Regions from separate parts of the Homo sapiens genome. Here all the other regions are linked to region 1. Evidence: chromatin loops called from intact Hi-C (ENCODE). Cell type or tissue: HCT116. All regions are shown on one strand.

Region 1 (8,000 bases):
CACTATTGGAGAGATCGCAACTCTTCAGAATTTTTTCTACAGACCACATGCAAGTACAAACTGTGAGAGTTTCTGATCTTGACAAGCAACTTCGAATTGAAAACATGAATGTTCTGCATGCGTGTGTTGAGGATTCCTTAAAGATTTTTACATTTGGGTTGAGGAACACTGATTGGATACGTGGATAATTTTAAGAAGCTTCTGTAAGTCAATGTCATTCTCAACTTCCTTCCCTGTGTTACTATAATTCTCAGCTACATTTCTAAATGTAGAACAGAGACTATATAAATTGTCAGCAACTTATAATTTTTATTTTTTTATTTTTATTTTTTTTTTTGATACGGAGTCTCACTCTGTCACCCAGGCTGGAGTGCAATGGTGCGATCTGGGCTCACTGCAACCTCCGCCTCCTATGTTCAAGCAATTCTTCCTGCCCCAGGCTCCTGAGGAGCTGGGACTACAGGGGCCCGCCACCAAGCCTGGCTAATTTTTTTTTTTTTAATAGAGACGGGGGTTTCACCATGTTGGCCAGGCTGGTCTTGAACTCCTGACCTCAGGTCATATGCCCGCCTTGGCCTCTCAAAGTGCTGGGATTACAGGTGTGAGTAACCGGACCCAGCCTAATTGTATTTTTTTAAATAGCTCATCCTAATATGACAAATGCATGGTTCTCTAACTGATGTCTGCAACTAACCTTGAAGGAATATTTACTAGAATGGAAGCAAGATGTTATTATAGATTTACAGAAGTGTTAGTAATCCAAAGTAAATCTAACAATCCAAGCTAGCATACATAAGTAAATTCTTTTAGTAAAAACTAACCTTTGCTTTATCTGGAAAAATATTAACTTTTTTTTCAATAACTATCTTAACTAATGTTTATCCTCAAATAAGCAGTAAAGGCAGTATAGCATAGTAGCTAAGAACAAGGGATCTAGAGTTTGACCTAATCTTTAATGCTGCTAGTTCTGTGATCTTCAACAAGGTATTTCATCTTCTTAAGCCTTAACTTCCTTATATGCAAATAGAGACAATAGTAAATTAGAACTATTTGGTAATTAAATATACTCAGACATATAATGCAGTGTCTGACACATGGTAAATAAACAAGAAACAATGGTTGTTAGGGTTTTTTTTTAATTCAGGTAATGAGATTATACAATGAAAACACAAAAGAAAGTAGCAAGATTAAAATTTACATTGGCCTAACACCTAGAGGGAGGCCATCTGGTTTAAATTTGGATCACCCCTGGCTAATAACAGAGAAAGTACTCCATTTACATTTTTGTAGAAATCAGAAGAACCATACACTGTGTTTTAAGTTCATTTTTAATGCACTTTCCTCAATTCTCTATAAAGCAAATTCAGTAATTTAGAAGCATATTTTTAACATATATTAACAACAACAAAAAAACATTGGAAACACTGGAAAGACTGGTTCACATCAATTCTGAAAGCCTTTAAGTTGCTGATTCAAATTGCAGAATAAAGAGAAATGAACTTGCCAAATTTTACTTTAAAAAATCCAAACTGTAAGATTCTATTAAAGCCTTCTAAATTTGCTTTTTAATTGTTAAAGTGAAAATTCGTATTAAAAACTTCACCATCAAATGGATTATTTTAGACCAGACTATCTGCTGTAATACCTTGAATTTTCCTTTATGTTATTGCAAAGGCTGACATAGTTAAAACATGCATACAAATCCATATAGAAAAGAGTGCTAATTTAAAATATAAGAATTGTTATTTGAAATGCCAAATGAAAATATAGCTGACTAAGCTAAAAATTAAAAATGTGAGGCAAGATTTCACTAATGCACACGTATGGAGCTGTTTTTTCTAACAATTTTGAAAGCAACTTTGCTTTGCCTTCATAAATTATTCTAAAAAATCAGTGTGATGAATTCAACTACAGGAAAATGTTCCTTATATAAAGCAAGGCTAGAAATGAAGTAATTCAAAGTCAAAAAAAGACTGTATAATTTAAAGAACACAGTCAATTAGTAGACTTTTGTTTTGCTAATATTAAAAAATGAAAATCAATTAAAATTTCTAAAATGTCTGCAGACACATTTGTACCATTAGGCCAATATATATGCATGTATGTTTGTGAGTAGGTATTTATTATATGTGTGTGTATATATATGTAATTTAAGTTTCTTTATGTCATGAGAAAAGCCTAAATTTATATGGTATAGATTGCACATATGCTATACCATGTACACCATGCAACCTATCACTTTCTTCACAGCTTAAAGAACTTACAATGTTTCATGCTTGTAAACCATACACACCATATAATAAGACAACATATGCTTATATCAATTAGAATTTCATACAATTTGAAACATTCACATTCCATTAATACTAAAGACCTTACATTCCAAATCAAAATATCCTTTTGAGCTGATATTGCTGCTGTTCATCTATGCCATATACAAAAAGCCCTCATATTTCTTGTTTTTTATTTCATAATGAACACTCAAGGTTAAATTTTTCCAAAGCTGTATCATTTACTACAAAACAATTATCTTTTAAGTATATATACTACAAAGTAATCACCTTCTCAGACCATATACAAGCATATGAATTTAAAAAATGGTTTGACAGAATCCTAACCAGTAATACTTTGTATTTTGTGGAATGAAGCAAAGTTGCTAGGTTTAACTTTCAAACTGAGTTAAACTTTTGTAGTAATGATGTTATTTTCTTTGGCAAAATTCATTGAAAATGCTTTGGAATTTGTCGGAACGCAGCCATAATTATTACTGACTGTTGTATGGAATCGATTTACTACAACACAAAAATACCAGCTGTAAAGTATGTCCTAAGAGGGATTACCGAATATTCTTAAATTGAAGTTCAATCCATCTTTCCATAAAAAAGAGAAAGACCCGAAAGCCAGGAACATAACAGCAGTATCAAGTGCACCTGAAGCATTTACAATACCCAATAGAACGATTACAACCCTCCTTTAAAAGGGCTTATTTTTGAAATTTCATTATTCCAGTTGTACCTTGCTTCTATATATCACACTGTATCAGGTTCCTCTGGCACTGATCATGTGGAAACAGTGAACTATGTGAAGGTCTATGAGCTTACAACGTTCAATTTCTACCCACTCTGGGTAACTCTTAATGCTCCCGTGGCACTCATGACATCTAGTGGTCAACCACAGAAGTGCAAGTGTTTAAAACTTGTTTTCAGTAAATAATTAATTCCATAGTCTGCAACATTTTTTATTAATGTGAACATATACACACACACACAGTTAATATATATCAACAAGAAACCAAGTACTTTTCAAATACATTTCCTCTAAATTTGGGTAAGTGTTCAAGAATATGAAAACTTGTAATTAACTGTCATCATAAACTACTTTAATAATTATGTTAGCAATCTATCATTTCAGAAGAATAAGTGTGCTCAGAAATCCAACTGTAGATTATTTCACCAGATACACATACTCAAAAGTTACATTTTCAAAACCTAATAGAGCAATAAAATAACACAAACAAGAGTAAACTTTTTAAAAAAAAATCTATCACAGATTTTTGTAAAAGCTCAATCTGAAAGACTCATTAGTTCTATTAGCCAGTGCAAGAAGCAGACTTATATCTGTTAACATATTTGGACCCTCATAAATTATAATTGTAAGAATAAAAGGAGGCAACATATACTAAGTGGCAGACATCTGCTTATATAAAATGGTACTTGTACCTTTTATACCAGCCATTCTCAAAGCATGGTCCACAGACCCCTAGTGGTCTCCAGGACCCTTCCAGAGGGGTCCATGAAGTCAAACTATTTTCATAAAATTACTAAAGAAAGTACTGAGATGTTATTTGTCTTTTGCACTGTACCAGCATTTGCACCAATGGTGAAAAGCAATGGTCACAGTTGGTAAAACCACTGGCACCTGAGCATGAGTCAGGATAATGGCACCAAATTGAAACTATTCAACATTGTGTTCTTCACTGCCAAGGATGCTCATTCAGAGTAGGAGGAGGAAAAGGAAGAAAAGCAGGAAGAGGAGGAGGGGAGAGGGAAGGTTCATTATAGAATATCCTTAATGAAGCAGTAAAAATTAATATTAATTGACTCTTGAGTACCCTTCTTTTTAACATCCTGTGTGAATAAGGGGAAGCACACATAAAGTAACTGCTGCTATAAACAAAGGAAATACTGTCTCAAAAGAACACTTGTGCAATGATTTGAGTTGTGAGTTATACTGGCTGCTTTGATCATGGAACTTTTTTTTTTTTAACTTAAAAGAACAACTGAAGACAAACTATGGTTATTCAAGCTTCGGTATTTGGCAAACATTTTCTTGAAGATAAATAGAGTCCATACTTTCAAGGGAAACCAAAAACAGTATATGTTGCTAATGATAAAAATGAGCTTCCAAGCAAAAATCAGAATTTTAAAAACTTGCATCCACTAGAGGCTCATTTTGCTATGTTAACTGAAATACACGCATGGTGGAACCAAGTCCCCACTTTGCACTGGTTCTATCAGCTTCTCAATGCCCAAAGCCTTTGCTGAGAAGACCCACGGTGGTATTAACAAATGTGATTTTTTTTTTTTTTGGCATTTTGTATCAACATTGGGAAGATCTGCATGATTCGGTGAACCAATATTTTCCCATTTTCTACTAACACATTAGAAAATCATGCATGAACGACATCCATTAAAAGCTCAAGATTGATCAATGGATTTAAAGTTCCAATACAATAATTTTATTTCTATACTTTCAGATTTTACACTGAAACTTATCTTTAAGAAACTGCCATATATCTTTGGTGTAACAGCAAATATCCACAGTTAACTGAATAGGCTATTAAAATACTCCTCCCTTTTCCAACTACAGATCTCTGTAAGTTCAGTTTTTCTTCATATCCTTCAACCGGAACATACAGCAACAAAATGAAAGTAGACACAGATACAAAAATATAAAGGTCTCCTGTTGAGCCAGGAATTAAAGAAATTTGCAATTCACTCATGTTTTTGTTTTGAGGGTAAAATTATTTTTCATAAAAATGTTATTTGTGTTAACATGAAGCAAATTTAATAGTTATTTTTAAATTAATTAAACCAATATAACCCACATAATCAAAACTCTTTAGAGCCTTCAATAATTTTTAAGAGTATAGATCTGAGGCCCAAAAATGTTGAGAATTGCTTCTCTAATGCCAAGGTTTGGCAAACATTCTCTGTAAAGGGCCAGACAGTAAACATTTTAGGCTTTGTGGTCCGTATGGTCTCAACCTAAACAATAGGTACATGAGTATGACTGTGTTCCCATAAAACTTGATTTCCAGAAATGAATGAGGGCCAAGTTTGCTGACCACTATTCTATATCCTTACATCCTATCTGCTAGTGACTTAAGGATCTAGAAGTAGCATGCTTTCTAGTAACATTTTTACTGGTCATTATTTATACATTCAAAAAGAAAGTTAAAAAAATCTATTTTGTTTTGTTGTGCAAAACTGTGAAAATTTTTAAAGATTCAGTTCTTAATCATAAACAAAATTGCATTTCAATTTTGGCTATCTCAAGTATCTCAGACTCGTCACTATACATAAAGAATTTAAAAACAGACTTACAACTGGCCAAGTATTAGGATGTTGTATGTAAGAAAAGATGATTTATACAACCAAAAACAAAAATTCCTAGTTTTCAAGAAAAAAAGATTATGAAGGATCAAAATGTCTCACATTTTACAAATCCAATGGGGTTCAATGATTAATATAAAACCAACATATGTCCTTTCCACACATGGAAAGGGAAATGCTGAAGCAACAGAAAAGAAGAATCCCACTAAAAGAATCCTATAAACCTTTAAAGACTTCAGAAAGGAAACAAGAGAACATGCTGCTTTATAATCCCCAGGCGAAGAGACCCAGGCTTCAAGGCTGCTAGGAAAGTCTGCCGGGAACCCTGGTCCATTTGCCAGGAAGGAGTATTAACCACAAGACCCTTAGGGACTCATCTAGTGCGGGCTCGGGAAGGCACACAACCGCCCCTTCTCTGCAAGCATAGGTGTAATGAATGAACTAGCACTTGCAGGCAATGAACTCATTCCAGACTACCCAAACCATCTACAACAATGAGTGCACCATGACCCCATTTTCCTTTTTTACTCTCCTTAAGCAAAAATGGCAGCATTTATAGTGTTGGCACATCCTCCACACTTCTCCTCTGGGGTACTTCTCTGATGATGACTGCCTTTCCATTGCATTTATATTCTACCACTTACTGCTAAAAAGTCTTGGCTAAATCTTCAAGATTACACCACTGACCATCAATGACCCACTATTTTTGCTCTGTATCTCTTTCCTCTAATTGTTGGGGGCAGAGAAGAGTGATACAACTTCTTGATTACGTTTTCCTTGACTAATTCTCAATTTCAGATTCATCTCAGCATTCCACTGGCATTCCCTTAAGTCCTCTCTACCGCAGAAACCAGTCCTTTTTTGTAATTAACGTACATCAATATAATTCTACATTTTTTTGTTCAATCAATGTCCCCCACTAGATTCCTTGAGAATGGAACCCATATCATCATATGTCCCTAAAAACTGAATAATGATCCGCTGTCTTTCCCTTCCAAGTCAGAGTCACCTCATCATTTTACCTATAGGGAGATAGCACAGCCTAACAATGAGAGCACAGATTTTGAAATCAGACAGACCTAAGATCACACCCAAGCCCCGCCTTACTGACTCCATGATCCTGGCCAAGCTACTTAATGAAATGAGATTAAATGAAATAACAAAAGTAAAACATCTAACCCATATATAGCAGCCAATCAACAGATGGCCGCTTTTATCACATTTTTTTTTTCAAGACAGAGTTCCGCTCTTGTTGCCCAGGCTGGAGTACAGTGGTGCGATCTCGGCTCACAGCAACCTGTCAGGAAAGGGATGCATGAACAAAATAACAACAGAATCAGAGAAACAGAACTATTAAAAGTTTCTATTTCTAGAAACTCTGGAGCTTACAAATACAATAATGGAATTGAAAAATTCACAAGAGGGGCTCAACAGCAGACTTGATCAAGCAGAAAAAAAAAATCAGTGAACTTGAGTATAGATCATATGACACTATAAAGTCAGAAGAGCAAAAGCGAAAAAACAATGAAGAAAAGGGAAGAACCTAATGGGACACCATCAAGCAGATGAATATACGCACTATGGGAGTCTGAGAAGAACAGAGAAAGGGACATGGCTGAAAATTTCCCAAATGTGAGGGGAGAAATGGACACAAAAATTCAAGAAGCTTAAGAAACTGAATTGGATAAAGCCAAAGATACTCATGCTAAGACATATTATAATTAAATTGTCAAAAGTCACAGAGAGAATCTTGAAAGCAGCAAGAGAAAAATGACTCATCATGTACAAGGAAGCATCCACAGAGGATCAGTGAATTTCTCAGCAGAAATTTTGCAGGTTGAAGTAAGATGATACAATCAAAGTGGTGAAAAAAAAAATCTGCCAATCAAGAAGACTACATCTGACAAAACTGTCCCACAAAATGAAAAATAAATTAATCCCTTCCCAAATAAACAAAAGCTGAGGGAGTTTGTTGCCACTATGCCTGTATTACACATACTAAAGGGAGTCTTTCAAGTCTAAATGAAAGAACGCTAGACGGCAACATGAAACCACATGAAAATATAAAGCTCTTTGGTAAAGCTGAATATATGAACAAATATAAGATACAGTAATATTGTAATGATGCATAAATCACTTTTAATTCTTTTATAAATTTTCAGGCTGGGCAATCATAGCAGAAGGTGAAAGGGAAGCAAGGCATGTCTTATGTGGTGGCAGGCGAGACAAACAGAGGATAGGGGAAACTGCCAAACGCTTTTAAAGCATCAGATCTGGTAAGAACTCACTATCACAAAAAGAGCATGGTGGAAACCACCACTATGATCCAATTACCTCCTACTAGATCCCTCCCTTGACACATGGAGATTACAATTTGGATTACAA
Region 2 (8,000 bases), 870 kb before region 1:
ATATTGGGCAATATATAGCTGGACAAAATCTGAAATATGAAATAGAACAGAAATGAAGTTTCAGCTTTAAATTCAGAATGGCCATCAATGACCTTAATGACTTCAATTAATATACAATCCTGTTCCACATCAGAGTCTGGAGCAAAATCTAATTCTTTCAGCACAAAGAAAGATCCCAGAAGGTCCCAGAAAAATCCACAAAAGAGAATACAAGGGCAACTATTTTATTAGAACAAATATTTCTTTATGATGGTTAATGTATACATGATAGTTCTATGCTAAGAATGCCTCACTGGCGTAATCTTTTGAGGGCATCCAAAGAAATAATTAGAGACCCACATTTAGAGTAAAAATTTAAAAGATGTAACACAAGATAAGTCTTCTATTCAAAGGTAAGAAAAAGCACAGGAAATGATGATTATATTATCACTTACTCTTCCATCTGTACGATGGAAAGTTTGTTTTGCTGTAGATTTTTAAAGCAGCTTGAACTTAGAAATATTAAAGTGTGGAAAAAAAACCCTAAGAACTTTCCTCTCGTAGTACAATCTTTGTTTGCATCCTCCATTACCAGGTGTATAAAAGTGGTGATCAGTGTTTTCACCTTGGACCAAAGTGGAGGATAAATTTGCCAGCTCTTCCAGTGTGGGCCCTGGGAAATAGGCTGGAAACCCACTATGTTCTTTCTGCCTCCTGAACTGCCCATACTAAGTGGGGTTTACCCACATTTCTTTTATTTGCTTCTTCTTTGCATACTTCTTTCTTGAAAGTGAGTCACTTTTCCAGTTCAGTTATTTTATCTAAATTTGGTTCTAGGTTTGTGGTATAAGTTTGGACCTGTTTCTAGCTTCAGTATGGAATTACATGCTTCTCAATGTTTTTACTTTTTAGATTCACTTTGGGGGGAAGAGACATTTAAAGAATCTGTGATTACATGGCCATTGAATCCAATAGTATTCTACTTCTAAAAATGTTTCAGACTTTTTGAAAAATATCTGGCATATTCATTTGATTAATGAATGTGCATTATGGCAGGTGCTGATGAAGAATGCCATACATATTTAAAGTGATCTGTAGATTTTTTTAAGTTGGAAAAAAATTCTATGAAAAGTCTCATCTAGCTGCCAAAGTCTAGTAGTGTTGGGGAAAATCACATTGTTGTTGTTTTTTTTTTTTTTTCCAAACAGGATTAAATGAAATGTTGCATAACTAGAGTTTACTATTCCACCTGGCATGGGGTGAGTGTCCAAAAAATGTTGCCTTTTGTTACTATTACTCCTTTTTGTTTTTTTTGTTTTTTTTTTTGAGAGTCTCACTTTGCTGCCCAGGCCGGAGGGCAGTGGTACCATCATAGCTCACTGCATCCTCGAACTGTGGGGCTCAAGCCATCCTCCTGCCTCAGTCTCCTGAGTAGCTAGGACTACAGGTATGCATCACCACAGCAGGCTAATTTTTTAGAAAACTTTTTTTTGGGTAACGATTCTTTTTTTCAAGTGATTCTCCTGCCTCAACCTCCCAAGTAGCTGGGACTTCAGGTGCATACCACCATGCCTGGCTGATTTTTAAAACATTTTTTTTTGAGACAGAGTCTCGCTCTGTTGCCCAGGCTGGAGTGCAGTGGTGCAATCTCGGTTCACTGCAACCTCCGCCCCCCAGGTTGAAGCAATTCTCTGCCTCAGCCTCCTAAGCAACTGGGATTACAGATTCCCACCATCTGTATTGTTAGTAGAGACAGAGTTTCACCATCTTGGCCAGGCTGGTCTTTAACTCCTGGCCTCAGGCAATCCTCCTACCTCAGCCTCCCAAAGTGCTGGGATTACAGGTGTGAGCCACTGCAACCAGCCTTATTATTTCTCTTATTCTGCTCAGCCGCATATAATCTAAGGCACATGCGTTTACCCTACGCTTACATAAGACCTTCTCACTTTCTCTTTTTCTCTTCCACTTCTTCTCCCCAAACCCCACTCTCTCATTCCTCACTTCTCTCTCTTTCTCTTTGATGTGGCCATTTCCACAATCATGCTCTAAATCGTGGTCTATTTTGATTCCCATCTTTTCTATCAATAACTCTACCAGGCAGTTAATTTCTATATTTATGTTTTGTTCTTATAAAGAATTTTCTATTAAATATTGAGGTATGTTATTAAACTTAAAAATAAATTATTTAAATTATGATATCAATTTAGACTGACGTCCTATCTCCTAGTATAAATACAAGCCATCCAAACATTATTGCTTTTGGGGAAATTCCTTTAATTTTCATGACCTGATCTGCCCATGGGTTTACCAGACTGTCTTTGTAATGCAGAGGAAAGCCTTCTCTGCTTTTCTTTCTTTTTTAAAAATATATTTTATTTGTAATTTTATTTTTTTAATTTTATTTATTTATTTATTTTTTGAGATAGAGTCTCACTCTGTCACCCAGGCTGGAGTGCAGTGGCTCGATCTCTTCTCACTGCAGTCTCCACCTCCCAAGTTCAAGCGATTCTTGTGCCTCAGCCTACTGAGTAGTGGAATTACAGGTGAGTGCCACCATGTCCGGCTAATTTTTGTATTATTAGTAGAGACAGGGTTTCACCATGTTGGCCAGGCTGATCTCGAACTCCTGATCTGAAGTGATCTGCCCACCTCAGCCTCCCAAAGTGATGGGATGACAGGCGTGAGCCACTGCGCCCGGCCGGCTTTTCCGTGGCACCACTTGACATTCATAGTGAGTCCGCCCTTGGCACTTCCTCCAGTCTAGCCCCACTTGCATTTGTGTAGGAAAAGTTCCACAAAATATGAGGTATTTCGGATGACATCTTGGCTCATGCCTATCTTGGCTTTTTTTTTTTTTTTAAACAATCCAACAATTTCTGAGAAGGTGTTTGACTCTTCTCTTCTCAGAGCACTATGTCTTCTGGAAGTCAATCTGCATTTTCAGGGACTGTTGAAAGTCAAGTTATGTGCTGTTTCTAATGTCCTGGGCCATCTCTCAAGACATTCGCTGATTACTGTGTTAATGTCTAAAAATTGGTTTGAGCTTTTTTTTTTTTTCTTTTCTTTTCTTCCATGAATGCATCGTCTCAGCTTTCAGAATTAAAGCCTGCCTCTGATCCAAAAATTAAAGTGTAATCATGGACACGATTTTTACAGGAAATCGGAGTTTCCTAGCTGAAAAAGCAGTGAAATTGACTGTCAAGGAAAGGTGTCTACACTTTTAACAAATATTCTAAAGAAGAAACAAAGAAGCTTTATTGGGGTGTATCAGAATACTGAGGGAAATGATTACTTAAAATGGGCCTGATTTTGGCAATGATTATTTAATATATGAAAAAAGTGAGGCCGGGTGTGGTGGCTCATGACTGTAAACCCAGTGCTTTGGGAGGCTAAAGCAGGAGGATTGTTTGAGCCCAGGAGTTGGAGACCAACCTGGGCAGCATAGTGAGACCCCACTTTTATACAAATTTTTAAAATAATTCGGCCAGGCATGGTGGTGTGCACCTGTAGTCCCAGCTATTTGGGAGGCCGAGGCAGGAGAATCACTTGAGGCTAGGAGTTCGAGACCAACTTGGGCAACACAGTGAGACTGTCTCGAAAAATAAATAAATACATTAGCCGGGCACGGTGGTGTGCAGCTTTATTTCTAGCTGCTTGGGAGGCTGAGGCAGGAGGATCACTTGAGCCCAGGAGTTTGAATTGCAGTGACAGCTATAATCAAGCCACTGCACTTCATAAGCCTAGGTGACAGAGCGAAACCATCTCTAAAAAAAAAAGGTAAAATTTTTTATTTTTACATATTTGTAACCACAAGATGGCACCAATTTCCCATTTAAAAGCTTGGCATATGGGTGTTTTTCATTTTTTACATATTTTTCCAAGATTACAAGCTGTTGGGTGAGGTTTGGTTACCACCTTCCCTCAAATATGGACTCCTAGACTATAAAACTAGGGCCATTGCATTAAGTAAGAATCCATATGTGCAATTAGGTTTGTAATTTGCATTCTCTGTATCACGACTTCAATGTGGAAGGAGTGACTCTAATGAATAAGGACGAATGCTTAGTGCATTTCTTCACAAATGTTAAGTTCCAGAGTAAGTTTCAAACCCAAAGCCACATATTGGCAATTTTATGAGGCTTCTCTCATGCAAAGTCCTCAGATCTTTGTTCTTGAAAAGGAAAAAACTGTATGACTACACCTATTCACCACCCAGCCAATTAAAAGCAGGAAGCACTTTGGATATCTGTTTGCATGCTTCAGGATCAGGCTATATGTGTTGTCTTTGTTATATGATTTCTAATGCATTTATGAGTTTTGATGGCCAAGACCAATAATCAAAGCAGATTGCATGTAATTACTCTCTTGGTAGTTTTTCTTGATTATCCCATAAATGGGATTTGCATTTCTGAAAATGCCTACAAAATAGAATTTGGCCAAACATTCTATGATCACATTTTCTGTGATGTTGGTTTTAAAGTGACTTGAAATTGTGAAATCCTTCTGTGTCAGTTTTATTGCTCTGAGACTCTAGCCTCTGGTGAGTTTGGGAGGGGGCCTGGAAATGAGATGGCATCAGATTAAACGTGTCTGTTATATACTTATTTCTGTATTAATTTACAGGTGTTAGAACATCTGCTCCAAAAGACTTCAGGCAAAGATGGAATTTATTTTCTCACTTAACTGAAAAAGTCCACAGGTAGCCTTGCTGCCAGTATAGTTGGATTCTGGGCTCAAACAATATCGTTAGGGCTTGGGTGTTTTTTTTTTTTTTTTTTTTTTTTTTCTGTGTTTCTCCTCTCTGCCTCCCGCTGGATTGAATTCATGTGCAACCTCCTCGTCATCACTTCTGGAACTTCTAGGCTCTCTGTGCTTTATGACAAGATGACTGCAGCAGTCCTAAGCTCAGGTGAGTCCAAGATGTAAGCCCAGTAGGAAACAGGGAGCTCTTTTGCTTACAAGGCTAGGAATTATTCTTGTGTCTGCAAGCACCAAGGCCAGGGGAACGTGATGTGCTTACTGGCTTGGGCCTGAGACATGTGGTCCACGCCTGAGGCAGCAATAGAGCCCACCTAGCGCACGTGAACTAGATTGAAGAAGGAATAATCTGCAAGTTAAGCTAGGAGGGCTGTTATCAGAATGGATGTGGCAAAATCTAATTCTAGAAAGGTTTTATATAGCCCTGAGCCTAAGCATAAAATATACTGAGTTCAGAGGTTGATATGGTTTGGCTCTCTCCCCATCCAAATTTCATCTTGAATTGTAGCTCCCATAATTCCTACATGTTGTGGGAGGGGCCTGGAGGGAGATAATTTAATTAAGGGGGCGGTTTCACTCATATGCTTCTCGTGGAAGTAAGTCTCACGAGATCTGATGGCTTTATAAGGGGAATCCCCGTTTGCTTGGTTCTCATTTGCTGTTTGTCTGCTGCCATGTTAGATGTGCCTTCCACCTTCCGCCATGATTGTGAGGCCTCCCCAGCCATATGGAACTGTGAGTCCATTAAACCTCTTTTTCTTTATAAATTACCCAGTCTGGGGTATGTCTTTATCAGCAATGTGAAAACAGACTAATACAGAGGGGTTCTTCATACCTTGAAAATATTATTCTTCGAGTGACAATTTTAAAATCTTTGGAAAATGACAAAGCTAACAGGTCGGTGACTGGGTCATCACTTGCATTCTTACTTAGGGCAAACACTGGTAAAATTATGTAGGCAGAATTTTCTCTGGTGGCATCTCACATATCTTTTCTTTATTTATCCTCACTGGTATCTCTCAGTTGAGATACCAGTTCTCCAGTTCTTCTCCAGCATCTGTGTACATTCCAGAACTTTCTTACACCCTACCCTGGAAACTCATCTTTCCTGAATATCCTTCGTGTTTGTTGTAATTTAGGGACTTGATATTACCTACTGGACTTTCAATGCTTTAATTCAAAGACTGACCAATAATATCGATTAATCCTATGCGTGTTCATATGACTCATTATGTTATGAACTTATTGAGTGCATGGAATATGTTTTATTCATCTCTGTGACTCATGCTTAGCTCTCAATAGACATTGGTAAAATGAACAAAAAGATCTGAAATTTAAGACAGATGTTACCGGAGTCTGTTCTTCTCAGAGCTTGTAAACACTGCTTATGCTGACAAAGAATTCCTAACCTGCGTGCCTAATGATAGCTCTTAAAATATTGTTGCACATGGTGGTTAAGGCCAATACTGTAGGATCTACGGGAAAGCTACTACTGCAAGTGTTGTTTTGGGGCTTATCAAATGGTATCTTCTTTTCTAATTCATGTTAATCCTTTTGTATTCTTTCATTTTTAGAGGTAACAGGGAACCATCTTAGCTGTTCACATTACTTTCAAAAATAAGCTGGCACAGAACATTATGTGATCATCTATGAGTTTTCTTTTCTCTGGATTAGAGTAAAATAAATAGCTTGTGCCAGGTAAACAGCAGGGATTGCACAGGTGAAATGTGGTAACCTGGGATTACTATTAAATGCAGGCACTTCATGGTCCATGCCTGGTAAAGAGATCAGAGGGCTATTCAAGTGAAGGATGATTGGTTCCAAAGTGAGTATGATTGAATTAATGAGGAGATGTCTGGATTAATTTAGAAAATGTCTGATTAAGGATAATAAATAATATCAAATATTATCTATAATTCATGCAAAGGGTTTAGTAGGAGACGTGTTGCCTAAATGTGGACAAGGGTCATAATTGTCCTTTTCTTTTCCTTAGAATACAATTTTTTTTTTTGAGACGGAGTCTCACTCTGTCTCCAGGCTGGAGTGCAGTGGCACAATCTTGGCTCACTGCAACCTCCGCCTCCCGGGTTCAAGCGATTCTCCTGCCTCAGCTTCCTGAGTAGCTGGGACTACAGGTGTGCACCACCACGCCCAACTAATTTTTGTATTTTTAGTAGAGACAGGGTTTCACCATGTTGGCCAGGATGGTCTCGATCTCCTGACCTTGCGATCTGCCCACCTCGGCCTCCCAAAGTGCTGGGATTATAGGCGTGAGCCACTGCACCTGGCTTTTTTTTTTTTTTTTTTTTTTTTTTTTAGAAGGAGTCTCACTCTGTCACCCAGGCTGGAGTGCAGTGGCATGATCTCAGCTCACTGCAACCTCCGCCTCCGGGGGTTCAAGCGATTGCTAGCTTATTTTTGTATTTTTAGTAGAGACAGGGTTTCACCATGTTGACCAGGTTGGTCTCAAACTCCTGACCTCATGTGATCCAGCCGCCTCTGCCTCCCAAAGTGCTTGATCTATTTGAGTTCATGTAGAAGGAGTATATTCTGAAGGCAAGTGCCACAGCATGTAGAAGTGTGCTTTGTTACAAGGGTGGGATTAAAATACTTGGAATCTCAATGGAAGAGAAAGGAGTATCTCTTGGAGTTTTGCAGGCAAATAGGCAAGTAGGCAATCTAAATGGGTTTATGCAAAGAGAAGCCAAATATAAAGTGGTTTTGGCCAGGAGTTCCCCGGCTAAGTCCAAGGGTATGAGTTGGCTGAGCCTATTGCCAGGGTGAGAAGGGTGCAGTGGCTCATGCCCGTAATCTCAGCATTTTTGGAGGCTGAGGCAGGTGGATTGCCTGAGTCCAGGAGTTTGAGACAAGCCTGGGCAACACAGAGAAACCCTGTCTCTACTAAAAATACAAAAAAATTAGCCAGGCATGGCCGTGCACCTGTAGTCCCAGCTACTCAGGAGGCTGAAGGAGAAACACCTGAGTCCGAGAGGTTGCGGCTGTAGTGAGCCATGATTGCAACACTGCACTCCAGCCTGGGCAACCAGAGTGAGATCCTGTCTCAAAAAAGAAGTCAAAGAGCTGTACTCAAAGTTAGGATCTCCTGGAAACAGTATTTTAAAGTGATGGGAGTACTGTGGGAGTTTGAGGAGGAAGAAAGAAGAGGATAGGGGAGGAGAAACATGCCCAAGGGAGAAACAAAAATATACAAGACAACTCCACCTACTTCTCAGCTGCGGTCTGACTTTGCTGACATATTCCGG
Region 3 (8,000 bases), 120 kb before region 1:
GCCAAGAACTAGAGCTCTAGCACAAATATAAGTGCAAAAATGCAAAGACAGTAAGATTGGGATGTGCCCTTCCTTATTTATTTCTATGTTGATATTAACTGAAACCCTATAGTTCCAGAACCATCTTCCATGAACTTTTCCCCCATGCAAACTCAAGTTATGGTGATACACTACAAATGAAATAAAAAGCAAAATAAAGATTTAGAAAAGAGTAATACGAGCAATCACTTTGTATAAAAAGTTAACTGGCTAATTTCGTAAATGGTATTATGTGACTAAATTCATTATTTCAAATCCTATATTTGCAATTTCCTCCTAGATGTTAAGTACACTTGTAAAAATTAGTGGATAAAGTTTTTATCACTGTATTTTTAAAATAAATTTATAAACATTGACATGATAGAATTATTCTTCCTTTATAAATTTTAATTGAATCAGAAACTTTTTTTACAACCCTATTCTATTAATATTCAAAATCATAAAAACAAAAGATTTTATACCAACTTGCTGTTTTTCTTCATGGCATTTTCCTATAATTCAACAAAGGGCATGATAACGTAAGTTTCCTATTCCAAAACCCTAAGTACCAAATATTGAAATCCAGAAAGTAGTGGATCAGATGGCCTTTACAAGTTTTAGTTTGGTAAAGAATCATCATCAAAACATAGGTTAAAGTGTTTTTAAATGCCATTTAAAATGTTCAGAATCAATACAATGATTTATGCATAACTTTTAACTTTATGTGAGACAATATTCAAGGAAATTTCAAGTAGAATTTCAATTCTTTGAGAATAAAGACATTAGCTGCCTATTTGTCACAGAAATATATTGTCTCTCTGAACAAGTCCATATCTGTTATATGTTTATGATTTAATAAGGATAATTTTGACCAGATTTATTTGAAAATAAATAACATATATAAAAACAAACAATGCATCTCTCAGTGAATCAAACTCTAGTTTAATAAGAGAGACAGAGAGAGAGGAGAAAGAAAGAGAGGAGGACCAGCAAACATTTCTGAATGGTATTCAAGAGGCAGAAAAAGCAAAAACAAAAACAAAAAAAAACAAAATTAGTCAAATGAGGACATTTCAGTAAAGATAAATGCTAGAATAAATATTTATCAGATCCAAATATTGAAGTATTAACATAAAAAAGAAATCATGCAAATCAACATACAAAAGGACTCCGTTACAATTAATACTTCTACATACACACACAAACAAACACACATACCCCCACACACACCTCACCTTCCTATGCATCTATATAGAAACCAGTTTGAAAGAGCTATTAAAAAGCAAAATATCCCTTTTGTATAGTTCTTTTAAAGAAATACATATACACTTATCAAAAATTTTCAATCAATGAAAATTTATAATAATATCAAACTGTACATTTCTAAGTTGCCTAGGACTGAAAAAGAGTTGAGTATGGATCCAGATTCGAGTATAATTACATTTATTTCATCTTTAAGTGACACATTATCTTATCCCACATATGCCAAATATATTAGAAATGTGTAAGCCTCCTATTTAAAAATCCCTTTGAGAGCCAGTCAGGCAAGGAGCCTCAAAGCTCCTTTCTGTTAGTGAGTTGGCCAGTGAAAAGTCATCACGCTTAAGAACAGTGCAATATTCTCACGAAAGCTTTAAGTTTTCTGATGTCAGAAGACTTGTAGCATTCTGTGACAAGGGTTTTTTTCCTTGTGCCTAGACTTAATGTAGCAAGGACAAGCAGGCTTTTGAATGAGTGCTCCACTTTAAGCATTTGCCTGCTTGTGAGATTTATACTCGACTACAGTTTGGCTCCCTTCTAATGTGATTCCTGGGCTATATGCTTCTGCAAACTGACAGAAATCACAGGAGATGTGAAAAATGCAACAATACTAAAAACAGATGTTGGTGTAAAATTCCAGGGCCATTTATTTGGTCATTTCGCTGTTTAATGTACAGTTTCTATGCTAAAAACAAAGGGTTGGTTTTTTCCTCTTAAAATACCTAGAACCATGAAACATCTAGGCGAGGTGGAACAGGGAATTTATGGGATGCAGACTTGAAGAGCTGGGTGGTGGGAAATAAAGAAAAGCTGACAGAAGATTAGGCTGAAAGAGAAAAAAAAGTATTTAAATGCACACTAAGTTTTTCAGTAGTCATACGGTAGCCATCCTTTGTCTTTCTCTCATTTTCTTTTAATCTAGTCTGGTAATAACTCCAAAGGGATAGGCTAAAGGTCAGAAGTATTATGATCTGGGGATAAGAAAGGAATTAAGAACAATTGGTCTTGAGCACAATTGCTTTTGTACCCAAGAAAATGGTAGATTTTTTTTCTCCCTAATCTTTACCAAGAAATACCTAACCCAAACTTCCTGGCTTTGAAGAAGGAAGAGCTGTATTTTAGGTGACATTTAATAAAATAACTATATTTGGAAATCAAAGACAGTAGTAGTAGTAGTCACTTTCTTAAAGAGTGAGTCATGGATTTATTATTAACAACCTCAACCACCCCTTTCCTCAAAAGATTCATGTTAATATTCCAAATATGAATCTCATATTTGTTTGTTCCTGAGAACTGATGATCCCAAAGTTATTGCTAGGGTAATAGGACCCTTTGTTCTGCCATGAGCACCTGCTTTAATAGTCAAAAATAAACATCAGGGTTTGGTTTCTCTGCATTCTTATTAACAAACTTACATGATTTCCTGTTGGAAACTTTCAGGGGCTGAACCAATATTTCTGGTCGTCTCAAAGCCAATCTCCTGGGAGAAAGAAGGTCAACATACCTATCAATTTTCAGCACAGGTCCGAGGTGAATACAATATCAAAATATTTAGTCTTAAGAAAAAACTTAAAGGTTAGAGAAAAAAATGAATGTAATGCAATAGATTCAAATTAAGAAACAAATCGCCCACTTTCAAATTTTTGTAAATTATCTTCCCTCCCTCCAAAACCACTGGTCTTTTTTTTTTCCACCTTTCATATCAACATGGTTTCAAGATATTAATGTGCTATTTTCCATTTGCTTCATAACAAAAATCTAATATGACCCAGTACTGTCATATTATTTTTGGTCATTCATCATACTTAGTTAGACAAAACAGAAATCCAAACCCACAGGATAAAAAATTCTAAGGCAAGGTTTTATAGCATATTTTATCACATCAATGCCAGAATGATATTTTGCAGAGAACAAAAGGTCAGCTGGAGAAAAGCCATTATTATGTACCAGCAGCTCACCTTTCCTGGAAATGCTTTGAGGGGATCAAGCCTGCCCTGGGGTTGGCATCAGCTTCGTGTTTCGCTTGCCACCAAGTTGCATCATCTTGGCTCATAATCTGAAGAATATCTCCCTTTTTGAAAGAAAGCCCAGCTTCCTTACATGGAATTGCCTTATCCTCATTAGGATTATAGTCAAAGAGGGCTTTGATAAACATCTGGAAGAAAAGTTTCATTAAAGATGAATAAAGATAAAAAATAAATGTGAAATGGCCTATATTCTCCTAACTCCGACTCCAAACATAGTAATTTTAAAACTGGAATATTGAAAGAAATGTGTTGTGACAAAGTGGATATGTGTTGGATGGAAAAACATGACTTCCCTCCCACGCACGAAGAAATGTTTTTAAGCAATAATTACCTTGCCTTCTTTTGATGGTGTCTCCTCTTTGCTGCCGGGTATAATCTTAAATGTAATTGCTCCCTGAGACTGAGCCTGGTAACAGATAAAACAAGGAGTTATAAGAAAACCAGACCCAAGGAAGAATAAGGTAAAATAGGTAGAAAGTGAAATGCATCTGAAAATTTACAAGCTTGGGGCTTCTACTCTTAGATAGACTAAACGGAGGAAACTATTTTTGTAGAAATTCCTGTAATGTGAGAAAGAAAGCTCTGAAGTTTGTAGAATAAGTTAAAAAACATTAACTCCTAAATCCACTTTTACTTCCTGTGTACTTTTAAGCTGTCAAGTAAATACATTCCCATCCAAGTTTCTTCGAAATAGAAACACACAAAATATGCACAACACCTTAAATAAACACAGTATTCAATGACTAGAACAGATAATGTATAAAGGTCTGGGTGCAGTGGCTCGTGTCTGTAATTCCAGTGTTTTGGGAGGCAAGGTGGCAGGATCACCCAAGCCCAGGAGTTCAAGACCAGCAATATAGCAAAACCCCTGTCTCTACAAAAAAAATTTTAAAAATTAGCCAAGCGTGGTGATGAAGCTAAGGCCTCTTGAGCCCAGGAGTTCAAGGCTGCGGTGAGCTGTGATCGCACCACTGCACTCCAGCCTAGGTGACAGAGCAAGAAGCTTTTTTTTTTTTTTTTAAAGAATAATGTACAAGGTTCATACAGTTACATTTAAGTATCAGCATCCATGTTTTGGGGGACAAAACACCTATAATGTCAGTAGTGCAGTTACAAATACATGATTCAATTAGTGGCAATGCCCATCAGAAAAAAAAAATAAAGAACATTCATATCTATTGTATTCTGGTGAGCGAGTAAAATATCCAACGTAATAGATTAATTGAAAGATGAAAAGACTGAGTATCTATTCTAACTTCATTAAAATAAGTACCAGCACCCACAAGTTTTTGTTATCTCAGATAGGATTTCTCTTTAAATATAGTCTCATGTCATTCTCTGTCTCTCTCTTTTTACCATGTATTGTAGCCATATTTAATTATTTATGCCATTATTTCATAAGATATGTTACTCCTGCTAATTTGTAAGCTCCATAAAAGCACTAAATACTTGGCACATTTGAAAGATATGAAAGGAAGGGGGGTAGGGCAAGACATATCTCTGAGTCTCACTATCTGTGGTGCACTGGTAAACCAGGACTCCATTTATTTAAAAAAAAAAAAAGGCTCTGATGTGTACTGTCTGTCAATTTCCATGGTATAAATACTTTCACTATAGTCAATTTCAATTCACCAGCATGAAGTTGCTGAAAGCTGAGTTGGGAAATGGTGCATCACACAGTCAGCTCTGGGCCGAGCCTTAAGAAGGCAGCTCTAGTGCAACACAGCAAGTTAAGTAAAATGGGATTCTGATAGTTTAAATAATAGAATTTTATAAAGGGTTGATTTATTTCAAAATGGTAATATCATTGCTATTGCTTATTGTAGAAGGCGCTCACAAATCTTATAAAGAATTCTCATACTGTAATACTGAATTACATTGGTAGAGAGAAAACAAAAGTCTTTTCTATAATCTCCTCTTATTTTTCTAGTTTGTGTCTGTGTGTTTTTTTTTAAATGGATCTATGGTCCTTACAACAGTGTCATTTAATAAGGACTCAATTGTTATTACTATTACTGCTGAGCCATATAGGTCTATCTCTCGTGATTGCCTCACAATAATCTAGCATATGGATGAATGATTATTTGATCAACGCAACTTTCTTGGTAGTTTCCGAATATTTTTGAAAAATTTTGTTTATACACATTTACCAAATTATTGCTTGAGGATTAATTTCCAACTAAAGGGTATGCACATTTAAAATTTTGATAGTTTCAGATCTCAAAAAGTTCTACTAATAATTTATCCCATCCCCAAATCATATAAATATACCTATTTTCCTATACCCTGACCAACTCTAGGCATTATCAAGCTTTCCAATCTCATATCCTGAAAATGCTTTGAGGGGATCAAGCCTGCCCTGGGCTTGGCATCACCTTCGTGTCTCCAGACATCTATGTTTTCTTTTGTAAAGTATTTGTCCATATGCACTGCTGATTTTTCTGTAAATGTTTTTCTTATTGATTTTTATCATCTCTATATATTTTGAAACATTAGCCTTTTATTATATATACTGAAAATATTTTTCATACAATCTCATTTGTCTTTGATGTTTCTTTATGGCACCTTTTTTCTATAAAGAAAGTTTTGAATTCTAGTAGACACATCTGTTATTTTTCTATTTGACTTTCATATCAAGGTTAAAAAGTCTTTTTCTACCTTATAATTATAGAAATTGTATATTACCTTTTATTGTGCAATTTTTGTTTTTTTTGCACTTATTTAATTTGTTGGGAATTTATTTTTATGTATTGTGTAAAACAAGGATTGACCTTATTTTTTCTGCGCCATTAACCTGATACCATCTATGAAATGTTCCACTGTTTTCCCACTGATTTAAAATGCCACCTTAACCATATACTAAATTTTCATATATACAGAGATCTGTTTTTGAGACACACTCAAACCTCTTCTAGTTGGTATAGGTTTCCAGTATGTTTTCACATATAAAAGAGAGTTTCCCTTCCTTTTATCTTACAAATGAACTTTAGAATTAATATTTCCAAGGCATAAAATAATTTTATTCAAGTGTCAGATTTCAAAAGACATCTAAATTAGTTTGACTAATTTGTATTGCTATGATCTATAGCATGGAATGTGACTGTGTCAATGGGAGGAAGACAAAGATAAATGCATCACCAGCCACAGTGTAGATGCCATCTGCTAAGTATAGACTTGGGACAGGGACAGGTACTAAATTCTTTTTTTTTTTTTTTTTTTTTTTTGAGACAAAGTCTTGCTATGACGCCCAGGCTGGAGTGCAGTGGTGTGATCTCGACTCACTGCAACCTCCATCTCCTGGGTTCAAGCGATTCTCCTGCCTCAGCCTCCCAAGTAGCTAGGACTACAGGTGACTGCCACCACGTGCAGCTAATTTTGTTTTGTATTTTTAGTAGAGACGGGTTTCACCATGTTGGCCAGGCTGGTCTTAAGCTCCTGACCTCAGGTGATCCACCTGTCTCAGCCTCCCAAAGTGCTGGGATTACAGATATAAGCCACCACACTCGGCCCTAAAACTCTTTATATATACTATCTCATTTAATCCTCAAAACACTCCAGATGGATAGTTACCTCTTATTCTCATTTTGCAAATGAAAACACTGAGGCATGAATAGATTAAGATATTTTCCAAGAACACACAGGGATTAAGTGTTCGAACCCTGCACTGCTTAATACAAATCCTGTCTATGTCAAACCAAGTCTAAAAGTCTGAAATACAGTGATTCGATTTTATTTTTATTGTACCTTTAAAAGAAATTTACAGCTTACCAAAATCTGTATTATTTCCTCAGGCCTTTTATCCTCCACTGGTATCCCGTTGACTTCCCTAAGTTCATCACCAACATGAATAAGACCTGAGAAATAGGAGATTTGGTAAATTAGCAGTGTTACCCACAACCAAAACTGTAATTTGCAGCTGTTTCCATAAGTAAAGCATTGTTAGGTTCCCTTAATACACTTAACGAATGGAAAGGAGACCTTCACACATCTCAGGTTTCAGCCTCTATGCCTCTCCATAGCAGTGACTCAAAAACCACAACATAGTAATGCTGGCCAAGAAATGGTAACAGGAGCTTGGTCTTTGTCTAGAAATGCACATTACTGATATCTTATACTAATATACTAATAAAATAATTTTTATTTATCTTAAAGGCTGCATGCTCTTAGCAGTACTTTTCAATTGAGAAATACAGAAGAAACAAGATTTTTTTTTTTTTTTTTTTTTTTTTTTGAGACGGAGTCTCGCTCTGTCACCCAGGCTGGAGTGCAGTGGCACAATCTCGGCTCACCGCAACCTCCGCCTCCCAGGTTCACACCATTCTCCTGCCTCAGCCTTGCAAGTAGCTGATACTACAGGTGCCCGCCACCACACTTGACTAATTTTTTTTTTTTTTGTATTTTTAGTAGAGACAGGGTTTCACCGTGTTAGCCAGGATGGTATTGATCTCCTGACCTCGTGATCCACCCGCCTTGGCCTCCAAAAGTGCTGGGATTACAGGCGTGAGCCACCACGCCCGGCCCACAAGTTTTAAGATAGCTTTGGATGCTTGTGTACAAGAAGACCATAGAGTAATGTTTATCTATCATTTATTTAAATAGGCTCTCACATTTCAACACAGAGAAAAATATCTTATTACTTGTTCTGCTGTATTAGATCCAAAGATGGTTATCCTCTTAGTTATCTACTGGAAATGC
Region 4 (8,000 bases), 580 kb before region 1:
TAATATAGGGCCTGGTACAGTGGCTCACGCCTGTAATCCCAGCACTTTGGGAGGCCGAAGCAGTCAGATCACGAGGTCAGGAGATGAAGACCATCCTGGCTAACACGGTGAAACCCCGTCTCTACTAAAAATATAAAAAATTAGCCGGCCATGGTGGCAGGCGCCTGAAGTCCCAGCTACTTGGGAGGCTGAGGCAGGCGAATCGTGTGAACCCGGAAGTCGGAGGTTACAGTGAGCCAAGATCGTGCCACTGCACTCTAGCCTGGGCGACAGAGCAAGACTCCGTCTCAAAAAAAAAAAAAAAAAAAAAATTAGCTGGGCATGGTGGTGTGCGACTGACTGTAATCCCAGCTACTCAGGAACCTGAGGTAGGAGAATCGCTTCACCCTGGGAGACAGAGGTTGCAGTGAGCTGAGATTGCACCACTGCACTCCAGCCTGGGAGACACAGTGAGACTTCATCTCAAAAAAAAAAAAAAAAAAAAAAAAAAAAGAGAGAAAGAAAAAGAAAGAAAACTACGCTAGTAATATGGAAGACAGCTTAAGAAGATTTTCCAGAATGAAGAGAAAAGGGAAAAAAATAGTCTGAGAGAAGATCATCTTAGAGGTCATCTTTGTAAACTTAGAAAACAGTTCTATATTTTGATAAATGAAATGTGGAAGATTTTATTATGAAGCCGAGGGAACTTTGTTTAAGGAAAAATCAGTTGAATTTTAAGCAAAAAAGTATAAATATGTGTCATAGTTTGTATCAGAAATTCTGAAAACCAGTTGTGACTCAGATTCACCTGAGAAACTGTTCAACAAACAAACAAACAAACAAACATTTCCTCAGTCTTATCCTCAGAGATTTTATTGAGTAGGTCTGGGACAGGAAATGAGAATTTATGTTTTAAACAATTATCTCAGTTCATTTTGACAAAGGTGATCGGGACCAGGGTTTTAGAACTTCTGGTTTTTAACAGCAAAGTTAAAGTACTACGCCACCTGGTGGCAGCATACCCAACTTGCAGAGTGTGTGTGTGTGTGTGTGTGTGTGTGTGTGTGTGTGTGTGTGTGTGTGTGTGTGTGTGAGAGAGAGAGAGAGAGAGAGAAGAGAGAGAGACGGGTGGGTTTACTGGCTACAACAGTAGATGATTTCTTTTAACTGAGTTAATTCTCTTGAGCGAAAATTAATAACTGACTGCAAATGTTTTGGAAAGGAAGATGGAGACCATTAAGTGAATTGAGCAGGAAAAGGCCAAAGAAATACCAACTTCCAACACGAAATAAGACCAAGACACTAAAGTTAGCATTAGAAGGAGATTCTCCTTTTTCATTCTCGAGTTACCTCACTTAGAATAATAGTCTCCAATCTCATCCAGGTCACTGCACAAATCATCACGGAAGAACTTAATCATGTCACCAAACACCACCTGTTCCTCAATAACCTATGGAAATAAAAAGTTAAAAATGAGGGGAGGGAGATTCTTCTTTTTGAGAGAAACTCCAAGTCTGTTCTTACCACAGTCTCTCCTCTGTGGGGTCATACTGGTGGCCTCAAGGACACATTCATCCTAAGACATTCAGACCTAAACCCCGGCAAAGAAATTTTGTCGACTCGGTGAAGAAAATTATTTAATCATGGATGGACATAACCAGAGGGGAATAAATTCTGAAAATATTGAAAATATAGGTGGTCTGCCTTGCAAGGTAGAGCTTGCAGTACAAAGGTCACAGCTCCAGGTGGGACTCAGGTAGCAAATCTAGCCTTGTTTTGCAACTTCGTTTTCTAGGTGTCGGTTTGAAAATGCCATATTTCACATCCGCTGTTCAAGGGTGATCCCCCAGGCATTAGACTCTGTGATGTCTGACCAAGAAAAGCAGAGACCTCCTTCATGCCTACCTGGGTCCCCACTCTGGGTTCCAATCTCCTTTTTGAGCTTTGAACTTCTCTCCTAAAGAAGTTGGTCCAGGAATCAATCACGGTCTTTCCAGAGAGACTGCCTACCGTTGGGAGATGCAATCTGACCCTTGTAGCTTCAACAGTGAAACCGTATTGAAACATGACACAATGCTGTTTTCATTCTGCAGGTTACCCAAATACAGTAGAGAGGAGTTGCCATAAGAGGGTTTTTACACCTGGGCTCCTGGTTTTGCTTTTTTGAGCTTTTTGTTTGTTTTTAGTACAAGAGCTGTGACTTCAACTTGGAGACAAACGATCAAGAAGCTACATAAAGAGGAAAAGGGAGAGAGAGAAAGGGAAGATACAGGGTGGGGATAAAAGATTTAAAAGGTAGTAAGAAAGTAAAACAGGCGTGGGGGCCGGGGTGGAGATGAAATGTGCCTGTGTAGCTTATTTCTGGGAATAACAATGGCAGAAAGGAAAGTGAAATGTAATTCCAGAGACTTTAGTGCTGGACACTTTCATCTAACAGCGCAGTGCAGGAAACAGCCAGCCAGCATCTTTCTGGTTTTAATGTGATCAGGAGCCTTCCCTCTGGGATGAGATGCTAAATCCACTGGCTCTTTTCTGAAAGGCCTTAATGAGCCAGCTTAAAGCTGAGGTTGTTTCTCCATTGGTCAATGGCAAAAGTATGGAAAATTCCAGACAGTGGATAAACAAAAACCTCCCAATGTATTTGGCTTTGGATTGCATGATATACGATGGCCGGGTTTTCGGTAGCAAATTTCCTTCCTAATGATGTTTTTCTTAGGCTAATAAGCAGTACCCCTCTATGCTCCTGCCTGGCCCTGGCTGCTCAGCCCACTCTGCCTCCTAACCTCGGCTACTTTGTTTCTCTCCACCTTCACCTGCTCGTGCGAAAGTTCCTCTGATAATTCTTTTTTTTGTGTTTGTTTGAGAAGGAGTTTCGCTCTGTCGCCCAGGCTGGAGTGCAGCGGTGCGATTTCAGCTCACTGCAACCTCTGCCTCCCAGGTTCAGGTGATTCTCCTGCCTCAGCCTCCCAAGTAGCTGGGATTATAGGCATTCACCACCATGCTCCGTTAATTTTTTGTATTTTTAGTAGAGATGGGGTTTTACCATGCTGGCTAGGCTGGTCTCAAACTCCTGACATCAGGTGATCCAGCCACTTTGGCCTCCCGTAGTGTTGGGATTACAGGTGTGAGCCACCACACCCGGCCTCCTCTGATAATTCTTAGCGAATTTGAGCAGATGCATGCAATTACATTCCACTTCTCCAGAGTTCCTGGAGCTCAGCACTGGAGCCTGGAATGATTCGTCATGACTAGGTAATATCACTCATATTTAGTAACTATATTGGCATGCGAGTTTCCTCTTGCTATACTAGTGTAACAGACGCTGTTGCTGAAAATCAATTTCCTGAAAGCAAATTCACTAAAAATCAATTTGCTTAATGACCAAATTCCAGAATTAATGTGGAATTCCCCCAAAGTTTTTGATGTTGTCTTGGATTCTGCCCACCTCCATCCTGGACTGCCATTTAGTATACAGATGAGTGACTTTGCTTTAACTCCACAACACAGCCTAATGTCTTTTCTACTCTGGCTGTTGCCCCTGCCCCGGTGTTTGCTTTCACCCGGGCGTTTGCTTTGCCCCACCTCTGCAGCATTTAGGGAAAGGACTAAACTTTCCTTTATTTATTTTTTATTTTTTGAGACAGAGTCTCATTCTGTCACCCAGACTGGAGTGCAATGGCATGATCTTGGCTCACTGCAACCTCCGCCTCCCAGATTCAAGCGATTCTCCTGCCTCAGCCTCCTGAGTAGCTGGGAATGCAGGCACCTGCCACAACCGCCAGCAAATTTTTGTATTTTTGGTAGAGATGGGGTTTCACCACGTTGGCCAGCCTGGTCTCGAACTCCTGATCTTAAGTGATCCACCCGCCTCGGCCTCCCAAAGTGTTGGGATTACAGGCATGGGCATGCCAGACCTGATCTTTCCTTTAAACACTACTTAAGGTTTCTCCACTTTTGTGGATTGGTGCCATGAGCTACTCCTGCCCGTCCCTGCCTTCACCAGGGTCCTTTACCTGCCTCCTACTTCTGGTGGTGAAGCTAAAGCAAACTGTTCTACCTGGTTTGAGGGCTTTAGGGCTGGGCCGGGGTCAAAGTGGTCACCAGCCCAATTGGTGGTTTGGCATGCTGGTTCCAGAGATTTGGCCTGTTTCCCGCACAGGCAGTGGGGCCCAGGCTGTGGCCGACCACGTAGTCCAAGTGCTGTTTTGTTTCTCAGGAAGGTCTGCAGAGTGGGAGGAGCTGTGGGTTCTGCCCAGAAGGACTTTGTGGCAGCACAGAAGTGGTGAGTGTGCTTTGTTAAATCTCAGCAGGTGTTAGTTGGAATTGTCACACTCTGCTTGGCACCACTCAGACTCAGAGGTGAGACAGGGTCCGGGCACAGTGGCTCACGCCTGTAATCCTGGCACTTTGGGAAGCTGAGACAGGAGGATCACTTGATCCCAGGAGTTCGAGACCAGCCTGGGCAACACGACAAGACTCTATCTCTACAAAAAAATATTGAAAAATTAGCCAAGCATGGTGGTGCGTGCATGTAGTCCTAGCTACTTGGGAAGCTGACGTGAGAGGATCGGTTGAGCCTGAGAGGTCGAGGCTGCAGCGAGCTGTGACGGCACCACCGCCCTCCAGCTGGGGCGACAGAGTGAGAATCTGTCTCTAAAGAAAAAAAAAAAAGCAGCGAGGCAGCGGAGGAGGATCTGAGAACAATGGAGGAACAAGTCAGAGGAACTTGGGGTGAGACTGTTCAGGGAGGGAGCAAAGGAGGAGAGAGGAATGGAGCAACTTCAGAGAGTGAAGAAGATAATGAGCTGGACTGTGATCCCCTGAGGGAGAGTCAAGGGCCTCAGCATTCTGAACGAATGGGATCCCACAGCAGGGCCCCAGGATGTGCATTTACTCACTGTATCCCAGAAGGTAAGTCTGGAGGAATCATAAGTCCTAAAGTTACTTCTTGACAATTTTTTTCAAAGTAATACATTACTTTTCTAAAATAAGCCATTTTAACTAATTTTAAGTGTGCAATTTACTGGCATTAATTGCATTCATAATGTTGTGCAACCATCAGCACTATCTATTTCTAAAACTTTTTATTATCCCAAACAGAAACTCAGCAACCATGAAGCAATCACTCCCCATTCCTCCTCCCCCAGCCCCTGGTACACTCGAATCTACTTCCTGTCTCTGTGAATTTGCCTATTCTAGCTACTTCGTCTAAGTGGAATTATAAGACGTCTGTCATTTTGTTTGGCTTATGTCACTTAGCACAATATCTTCAAGGTTCATCCATGCGGTAACATGTATCAGAATTCCACTCCTTTTTATATCTGAGTAATATTTGACTTTACTTTACTTTTATTTTATTCTATTTTTTTGAGACAGAGTCTTGCTCTGTCACCCAGGCTGGAGTGCAGTGGCATGATCTCGGCTCACTGCAACCTCCACCTCCCGGATTCAAGAAATCCTCCTGCCTCAGCCTCCCAAGAAGCTGGGACTACAGGCAAGTGTCACCATGCCCAGCTAATTTTTGTATTTTTAGTAGAGATGGGGTTTCGTCACGTTGCCTAGGGTGGTCTTGAACTCCTGACCTCAAGTGATTCGCCCGCCTCTGCCTCCCAAAGTGCTGGGTTTATAGGCATGAGCCATCGCACCCAGCCGACATCTTTTTTTAAACCACTGGATTTCCCCTACTTTGGATATCTTTGCAAAAACTCAGAAAACCTGATAAGATGCATGAAGCTATGAATGTAATTGAAGCATTTGTTTTGAGACCAAATGGCTGGTGAAGGAGCAGACCCCTCAGCAGCTCAGGCTGGGGTAGAAAAAAGCTGCTGCCTTAACAGATCCATTAACAGATCCATTCTTGGTTTCCAAGGAGGTCTCTGCCCACTCAGCAATTGACCACATTTGACCTTTTGAGCTTGGGCAAACTTGGAAGAATGCGCTGGCAGGGAGTTAACTATATGGAGAAAGATGACTCAGGATCCATTTTCATCCTTGCCTACCATACCTTAAAGGAAAAGAAATTTTCCTAATTGTGGTTATTTACAGCAGTGTAAATCAAGCAAATGCCATGAAGTGCCAATACAAATTTTTTAAAAATCAGCCTTAAATAGCTAAACTCTCAACAGCAGCTCATAAAGTGAGGCTTGGCAGTTGTTAGGTAGTTATGGTTGAATTGACAGTCCTTTGGGGAATTAAGATATCCAAAAAGCAGAGGTAGTTAAGACTATAATGATAAATGGTTGGGCTTGTTGGTTGAAGAGATTTTATAGCACACATTTAAGCTGAACGCCTGTGAGAAAGTGAACTGGAAATAGAGGTTATCACTTCTTCATAGCTACTCCATTCATTATTGACCTCAGGGGGGTATTGCGACATACTAGGAAAGTCAAGACTGAGGCTATGTGAAGAAAGAAATCATTTGTAGGTAACATGATAGTGTCAGGCAAAAAAAAAAAAAAAAAAAGAAGTGTTAAGAATTGTACAAATCTAGCAAAGAAAGTAAAAAAAAAAATCAGAACAGGCATTTTTAAGACCACAATAAAGAAAAATAGTAAGAATATAATTTGCCCCAAGACTTCTGGTAGAAGATGATAGCGTAAAGTTATACTTACCTTATGCCCTTTGCTAGAGCCTTCCACAAGCACAAGAAGAAGAAAAACAGAGGGCAAAGTTCCATCTTTGATGAAATTTAGTTTAGACCCAACTACAGCATACGAAGAGTATCTGCACTATGCGGTGAAACTTTGACTAACTTGAGAGAGAATATAAGAGTTGACACATGCCTTTCTACATCTCAAGAAGAGTATAGATTGCTCTAAAAGTAAGTTAAACAAAATCCTAAAATATTTAACTAATAATCCGTGACTTAGAAAGACAAGGACTTGAGTCATGGGTAGACCATAGGAAAAGGGATAAATCCTAATGGGAGTTTAGTTTCATAACATAGAATTGGAAGGAAAAGTGGGGCTGAAAGCCTTATTTTTTTCTATCCCCAAAATTGACTAGAAGCGAGGAAGGTTTGAAACAACAGAAAAAACAATAATCGGATTTGCAATTGCTGAACTGAGTCACCTGAACAAAGAAATAATCTGTGAGAACTAACACACTTCACTGTAAGCCACTTTAATTCCTGCCTGGGAGATCTGCCCACCCTGGAGAGAGAAGGTCTATCCTCATGTAGAGACAGAGAAGATTTACTAAGAAATATGAGCATGGTGTTGTTCTAAGATCTGCCATGGACACTGTGCCCTCCTCACCCCCACAACTATTTTTAAGCAAAGAGTATTAGTAAGTATAAAGGATGAAAAGTGAGACTTGAATGTTATTCTCAAAGAGGAGAAAAGCAAACATAACAAGGTGAAAGCAAATGAAGAACCTGCATGAAGAGCAATTCTCCAAGGAAAGAAGAAAATTTCTGACAAATATTACTCTATATACTCCAAAAAGTTAAAGAGGAAATAGATTTTGAAAAGCAAGCTCAAAGAGGGGATGAAAGAGAAAACAAGCACGGAGGGGAGAATAACAACAGTGAGCTTCCTGAGGACAAGGAAGAAATGGAAGATAATAAACAAAGCCAAAGCAAAATCAAGAGACATGAAAATAATACCATGAAAACTTGATACTGCTAAAAATAAGTATGAGAGACCGAGGCAGGAGATTGATCGAGAATTGTACTGCACTTTTTTATTCACATTACTGAATACCCAACACTTTTAGCAAAGTGCCTGGCAAATGCACTTATGCGATAAGTAACAGTTGAATAAACTGTTAATACAGTTAAATACAGGAAATTGGCTATTTTGAGAAAAATAACAGAGAAAAGGAACTTAGGAAATAATTTAGATCTAACAATTTTTTCCTGAAATTTAGATATAATGTTTTTTTTTCCAGATTTCAGTCTGTAAATCCATGACATATCCTGGTTAAGTGAGTAAACTTTAGGTATAAATAAGGAATTCTGTGTGCCCTCAGGCAAAGCAAAGACAAAAACAAAACCAAAGCCAAAACAATCCAGCAGACAA

Evidence for each region. Peaks named below come from ENCODE experiments on the same cell type or tissue, not always from the same donor. Only the 100,000 strongest peaks of a DNase experiment are listed, where the experiment ranks them.
Region 2: it touches region 1 in a loop (8-fold over the local background); 12 of 110 quality-filtered maps call a loop at or near these places.
Region 3: it touches region 1 in a loop (2.2-fold over the local background); 2 of 110 quality-filtered maps call a loop at or near these places.
Region 4: it touches region 1 in a loop (4-fold over the local background); 6 of 110 quality-filtered maps call a loop at or near these places.

The regions. Positions count from the first base shown.
Region 1 is chr10:28,238,826-28,246,825 of GRCh38, forward strand. All of the region lies in intron 1 of MPP7 (MAGUK p55 scaffold protein 7), which reads right to left. Among named protein-coding and RNA genes, the nearest start is that of MIR8086, 47 kb to the right of the region's middle. In HCT116, a CTCF peak has its summit at 3,162 (motif pointing left); a DNase peak (open chromatin) is centred at 3,116; H3K27ac peaks cover 8,000 bases.
Region 2 is chr10:27,366,232-27,374,231 of GRCh38, forward strand. No RefSeq gene overlaps it. Among named protein-coding and RNA genes, the nearest start is that of LINC02673, 27 kb to the left of the region's middle. In HCT116, a CTCF peak has its summit at 3,821 (motif pointing right); a DNase peak (open chromatin) is centred at 3,773.
Region 3 is chr10:28,116,958-28,124,957 of GRCh38, forward strand. MPP7 (MAGUK p55 scaffold protein 7) reads right to left here. Exons shown (of 17, transcript NM_001318170.2): 8 at 7,074-7,159; 9 at 3,637-3,711; 10 at 3,237-3,433; 11 at 2,694-2,758. Among named protein-coding and RNA genes, the nearest start is that of SNORD130, 48 kb to the left of the region's middle. RefSeq lists an enhancer at 2,238-3,437. In HCT116, no CTCF peak of the experiment used is centred here; DNase peaks (open chromatin) are centred at 2,525, 3,304 and 7,324; H3K4me3 peaks cover 1,765 bases; H3K27ac peaks cover 8,000 bases.
Region 4 is chr10:27,655,809-27,663,808 of GRCh38, forward strand. No RefSeq gene overlaps it. Among named protein-coding and RNA genes, the nearest start is that of MKX-AS1, 85 kb to the right of the region's middle. In HCT116, CTCF peaks have their summits at 987 and 1,191; DNase peaks (open chromatin) are centred at 963 and 3,203; H3K27ac peaks cover 392 bases.